Regions from separate parts of the Homo sapiens genome. Here region 2 is linked to region 1. A link is a contact called in ENCODE Hi-C or POLR2A ChIA-PET data. All regions are on one chromosome and are shown on one strand. Each heading gives the region's core, a stretch centred on a gene start or an enhancer-like site at or near the end of the contact. The rest is flanking DNA. Distances are from core to core; before and after follow the strand shown. Region 1 holds the start of PCNX4-DT (PCNX4 divergent transcript). Region 2 holds the start of TMEM30B (transmembrane protein 30B).

The links. A loop is a pair of places that touch in the nucleus more often than their neighbours do. ChIA-PET counts read pairs that join two places held with the same protein, here RNA polymerase II (POLR2A). Pooled maps may share reads with other maps.
Region 2: a loop to region 1 is called in a map of chondrocyte, with 2.7 times the contacts of the local background. The contact joins the promoter of TMEM30B here to the promoter of PCNX4-DT in region 1. A Hi-C loop is called at or near these places in 1 of 168 maps with a recorded cell type or tissue (chondrocyte) and 6 of 50 pooled maps. POLR2A ChIA-PET finds 5 or more read pairs at or near these places in 2 of 52 experiments (AG04450 and IMR-90).

What each region holds. Positions count from the first base shown.
Region 1 is chr14:60,090,331-60,093,030 of GRCh38, reverse strand. PCNX4-DT (PCNX4 divergent transcript) reads left to right here and starts at 1,285. Exons shown (of 5, transcript XR_943918.4): 1 at 1,285-1,328. It overlaps PCNX4 (pecanex 4), which reads right to left and starts at 1,108. Exons shown (of 11, transcript NM_001330177.2): 1 at 612-1,108. RefSeq lists enhancers at 281-914, 878-1,067, 1,158-1,287.
Region 2 is chr14:61,279,999-61,282,698 of GRCh38, reverse strand. TMEM30B (transmembrane protein 30B) reads left to right here and starts at 1,361. Exons shown (of 1, transcript NM_001017970.3): 1 at 1,361-2,700. The coding sequence starts at 1,552. The coding sequence ends at 2,607. It also overlaps a transcript of PRKCH not described here. RefSeq lists an enhancer at 1,936-2,700.

The DNA of each region.
Region 1 (2,700 bases), core at 36-2,535:
TACCAAATAACATGAAGGGCAGTCTTTGCCCTAACTGCAGGAATGATTTAATGAAGAAAACAAACACCTAAAAATAGTAAAAAATGAGTAAGTGAAAAATGATGGATACAGAGCAGATAACCAATTCAGCGGCATGGAAAACAACTTCCGATTCACTGGAGTAAATTCTGGTCCTGGAGAGACAAGAGGTTGTGGGGACAGAGGTCGAGATCAGTGGGGAAGGAGCGCTTCACGTTCAGGGGGCCATGAGTTGAACAATTCGGACAAAAGAGGTTTAGTTGGAGATATTGCGAGAGTACAGTTCTACCTAACGGACACAGCTCCGGGTGGGTGTGCCATATTCCATTTCGTACGAGTCTCTTAGAAACAAAATGCTACAATTCAACAGGCTAAAGTAGTCTTTCAAAGGAAAGTTAAAATCACACTGAATTACTATCTCTAATGACTGAGTTCATTAAGCGCAATAATTGCACTTAAAGGTTTTGCAACGAAAAACGAAAAATATGTTTCTTGTGGCAATGAAAGCCCCTAGAACAACTTGGCTCTCCGCACAGGCTTGGACATTAAGATGCCGAAGAAGTCCCGAGGTGGACGTCGGACAACGAACGTACCTCAAGTCACCCGAGGGAAGAGAAGACGCGAAGGCATCCCAGGGACCGCATTTTTGCAGGTAAACTCGGGCTGGGCGCTCCCGCCGGGAGGTTGGTTAGTGCCCGAATGCGGAGGCAGAAAAGCTGCGGCGGCCGAATAACGAGCTCACCGCGGCCCCGCCCGGGCCAGCTCTCGGTTTCCATGGCTAACGTCTACTCCGGCGGCCGCCACCCGGAGCTGAACGGAGCGCGTGCGCGTTCGGGGACCTCGTCGGCGCCTGGCTGGCCTCGCTGCCCCGGTCTGTGCTCGCTCCCGAGGCGGGCCCTGCCGTAAAGCAGGCTTGGCCTAGAGGAAGCAGGGAAATAGCGCGCTTCGTTCGCGCCAGGACTAGGCCAACATCTGCCTGGCCGGGGACGACGGGAGTCGCTCGTGCTCTGGTCTCGCACTGGGCCTAGCAGAAGCAGCAGCGGGGAAAGCCGAGACGCCCTGAACGTTCCCTTGGGCCGGGCCTTTACGCAAGAGCGTCGTTGCCCTGGTGACGTGACGTCCTTCCTCAGGATTGTGCGCCGGGGTGGGGAAACAGACGTGCAACCGCCATTTTGCGCATTAATTTACCAGAGGTCGGGTCAGGCTGTCTTAACGCAGGCAGAGGGGTGTGGCAGATCTCCAACCGCTCGGGGTCCCGTGATTTCCATTAATGAATTCGCACACTGGCGTTACCACTCAACACACCGACGGTAATGAATGTTTTTGAGTGATACTTCATGCAGCCTATTCGGCTTGGACGATTGGGGACTGCATAACGTGATCGCTATCGCCTCAGTTTGTGGCTGCGTTTTAAAATACAAGGAACCAACATGTCCATTATAGAAACGTGTTATTAAGATATTAATAAAACAAGGCAGAGTTCCGGCGTTCCAATTAAAAGGCCATGGCTGATTCATATTAGTGTGGCGGGAATCTTTACAGCCTGGCCGCAAAGACCCCAATTAACGCTAGTTAAAAAGTTATCCCTATACCCAGGGCTCACCTCCCCCATTCTCCACGAAATATGATCCCCCCCCCGCCCCACCAAGTTCTGGACACGTTCCAGATTGCCAACTGGGAGTCCTCAAGACGGCCCCGGAGAGCGTTAACAATGATTGGTCTCAGCTGATTTAGAGGCTCGGGTAAGGGAACTTTGAAGCTAACTTGTCGGTATCAAGGTACCCGCAATTCCCCCATGTGATTGGGTAGATGCCCTAGCAGTTCTGCACACTTCAGCGTCCAAGATGACTTGTGGACTGTTTTGTTTGGATCTCCATTCCTCAAAACTATAAATGCGGCCTTAATTTTTTTTTTTTTTTAATTCTTGGCTCTTGGCTGTCTTGGAAATGCTGACTTTGTATTTAAGTATTTAGGTTTTCAGGTCGTAATAGAAAAATAATTACTGTGTTCATATTAAAAGCCAAAGCTTTATTTATTTATTTTTAAGATATTGTGTCCAGAGCAAAAGTGTAGTGTGTTGAAAGCATGTGGAAGAAAACCCCGGATATACATATACTTGTCTTCAAGGACTTAATTTGCAGGTAGACCCTTTCATAGTTTGGTATCTTCACGATTTGATAGAATATGGGAAAACGTGCTGTTGGTCCATCCATAGTTTTTCTCATTGAAGCTCACTCATTGCGGGTCAGAGTACCACATTAAGCATCTCGGAAGCATCACTTACCGCCAAGAAGTCTGAGTTTCATGTAATTAAGAGTGGAGGCTCCAGAGTCAGGAAGTCTGGGTTGAAACCCTGGCACTACTGCTTACTACTTGTGAGATCTTGAGGTTATGTAATTTCTCTAGTGCTCAGTTTCCCCATATCTTGTAAAATAAGGCAAATAATAGAACTTAACCCGCAGAGAGTTATGTCATTGGATTAAATCAAATAATTGTAAATTGCTTAGCAGAGTAAATGGCACAGCTTAAGTGCTTAGTAAGGATGAGCTATTATCTTTATGTAGAGAGTCTGTATTTATGCTTGTTCTTCTCATGGGCATTACATATGACCCAAGCAGAATTAACATGTTTATTGTTGAAATATCTGCTGTTTTTCAAATATATTTGAACATCGTGCTTTCT
Region 2 (2,700 bases), core at 112-2,611, 1.2 Mb before region 1:
TGACTTGTAGAATGCAATTTGATACTTGATTACACCCTATGATTCATAGCTATTATTGGCTATTTTGATTGTTTCTTACTCCTAATATGTCCCCTATCAAACTGCAAATGCCTTGAGGTCAAAGGTCCTTTTTTGTCTAATTAGCATAGGACTGAACACTTGGAAGATGCTAACAACATTCCTCTGTTAAATTTAATAAGGATTTTAACTTTCCAAGTTCAATGGGTTTTGAATGACTCCTGAATATAATATATTATGCTAGGTGTAGTGTAATAGAGAAAACATTTGTATTACTTGCATTTTACAAGCTGGAGGAGAAGCAAGAACACAATACCTAGGGAAGATTTAGATTTAGTAAGAAATCAGAACGTCCCAATACCCCCTTGTATATGTTTTACCAACCTAGATTTAAAAAAAAAAAAAAAAAAGCCAGAATCCCAGGCAACATAGGGAGCTAATTTGAGTTCTTTTTATAATAAATCCTATAAATCCTTGTAGTTTACTTCCTTAGGCCAGACACTCCAGATGTTTTTGTGGATAGCAGCTAGGTCTCCTGGGACCTTGGATTGGGCCTTTCTCTAGTCAGGCAAATAATCTGAAAAGAAAACGAAATCACATGTAGTCCAGCACATTTTTTCCTTTCTTGGTTTCTCCACACCAGCTAAGAGTTATTTAAAGGCTCTGAACCTCTCCAGCCTTTGATTCTTTTTAAGGATGATTTTATTTTTAGAGAACTTTCCACATTTCCTAGTTATACAGCCAGACTGGGTGATCTGGCCAGAAAATCATTTTCCCTTAAAAAAAAAAAAAAAAAAAAAAAAAAAAAAAGCTAAAATTTGAACGCAGGCGTTGAATTCGAAACAGATTTATCATAACGTAATTCCCTGGACACTCCCAACTTGAGACTGAAAGCTGGGCGAAAGCGGTTTGTGAAGCTAACCTAAAAGACAAAATGGTCTAGAGCCACCTTTTCCCCGCAAATAACAGAGGATTAAGGATCTGAAATCTTCAAGCCTCCAGGACCACGGTGCAAGCCCTCAGCAAAAATTTCTGCTGGAGGCCGGAGCGCCTTTTGATTTCGGGAGACTGGCCCAGGAACTCTAGTCACTTGGAAGGCGGAAGAGAAGGTGGTACCTGAGCCAGGTAGGAGCCACTCAGAGGCAGCCCGGGGCCGCCACTCACCTAGGAGAGGAGGTGGAGTCCGATGACCTGGACTGAGAGGAAACGCGAGACTGAGTCTACCAGGTGAGGTAAAAAACACCCACCTGCTCACCTCGGAAGGGGCGGGCGAGGTGCGGCTCCCGGTGACCCGCGGGGGTGCAGCGCACCTGGGCGGAGGCGGAACTGGGAGGGTGTGGGCACTGCTCGTAGGGCCTGGAACTAAACTCACCTGTGACGGAGGCAGAGGAGGGGCCCGGGCAAAAACCCACCTGAGCTGGCGGGAAACCCGACCCGCGAGCAGTCCCCGGGCTTGCGCGGCGCGGAGAGGGAGGCGCCCCGCGGCGGGGCCCCCACTCGGTCAGCCCGCGCGTCGGTCCCCGCGCGGCCGCCATGACCTGGAGCGCCACGGCCCGGGGCGCCCACCAGCCCGACAACACCGCCTTCACTCAGCAGCGCCTCCCCGCCTGGCAGCCGCTGCTGTCGGCCAGCATCGCGCTGCCGCTCTTCTTCTGCGCGGGCCTGGCCTTCATCGGCCTGGGCCTGGGCCTCTACTACTCCTCCAACGGCATCAAGGAGCTGGAGTACGACTATACAGGCGACCCGGGCACCGGTAACTGCTCGGTGTGCGCCGCGGCTGGCCAGGGCCGGGCGCTGCCGCCCCCCTGCTCGTGCGCCTGGTACTTCTCGCTGCCCGAGCTCTTCCAGGGCCCAGTGTACCTCTACTACGAGCTGACCAACTTCTACCAGAACAACCGGCGCTACGGCGTGTCCCGCGACGACGCGCAGCTGAGCGGACTCCCCAGCGCGCTGCGCCACCCTGTCAACGAGTGCGCCCCCTACCAGCGCAGCGCGGCCGGCCTGCCCATCGCGCCCTGCGGCGCCATCGCCAACAGCCTCTTCAACGACTCCTTCTCGCTTTGGCACCAGCGCCAGCCCGGCGGGCCCTACGTCGAGGTGCCGCTCGACCGCTCCGGCATCGCCTGGTGGACCGACTACCACGTCAAGTTCCGCAACCCGCCGCTGGTCAACGGCAGCCTGGCGTTGGCCTTCCAGGGCACGGCGCCCCCGCCCAACTGGCGCCGGCCAGTCTACGAGCTCAGCCCCGACCCCAACAACACCGGCTTCATCAATCAGGACTTCGTGGTGTGGATGCGCACGGCGGCGCTGCCCACGTTCCGCAAACTGTACGCGCGCATCCGCCAGGGCAACTACTCGGCCGGGCTGCCGCGGGGCGCCTACCGCGTCAACATCACCTACAACTACCCGGTGCGCGCGTTCGGCGGCCACAAGCTCCTCATCTTCAGCAGCATCTCGTGGATGGGTGGCAAGAACCCCTTCCTGGGCATCGCCTACCTGGTCGTCGGCTCCCTCTGCATCCTCACCGGCTTTGTCATGCTGGTCGTCTACATTCGCTACCAGGACCAGGACGACGACGACGAGGAGTGATTCCGGCTTTCCAGGGATCCCTCCTGCTTCTTGCCAAAACTCTTGCAAGGTGCTTTTGGCATCTCCTCCTCGCCCGTCACCCAATTCCAACCT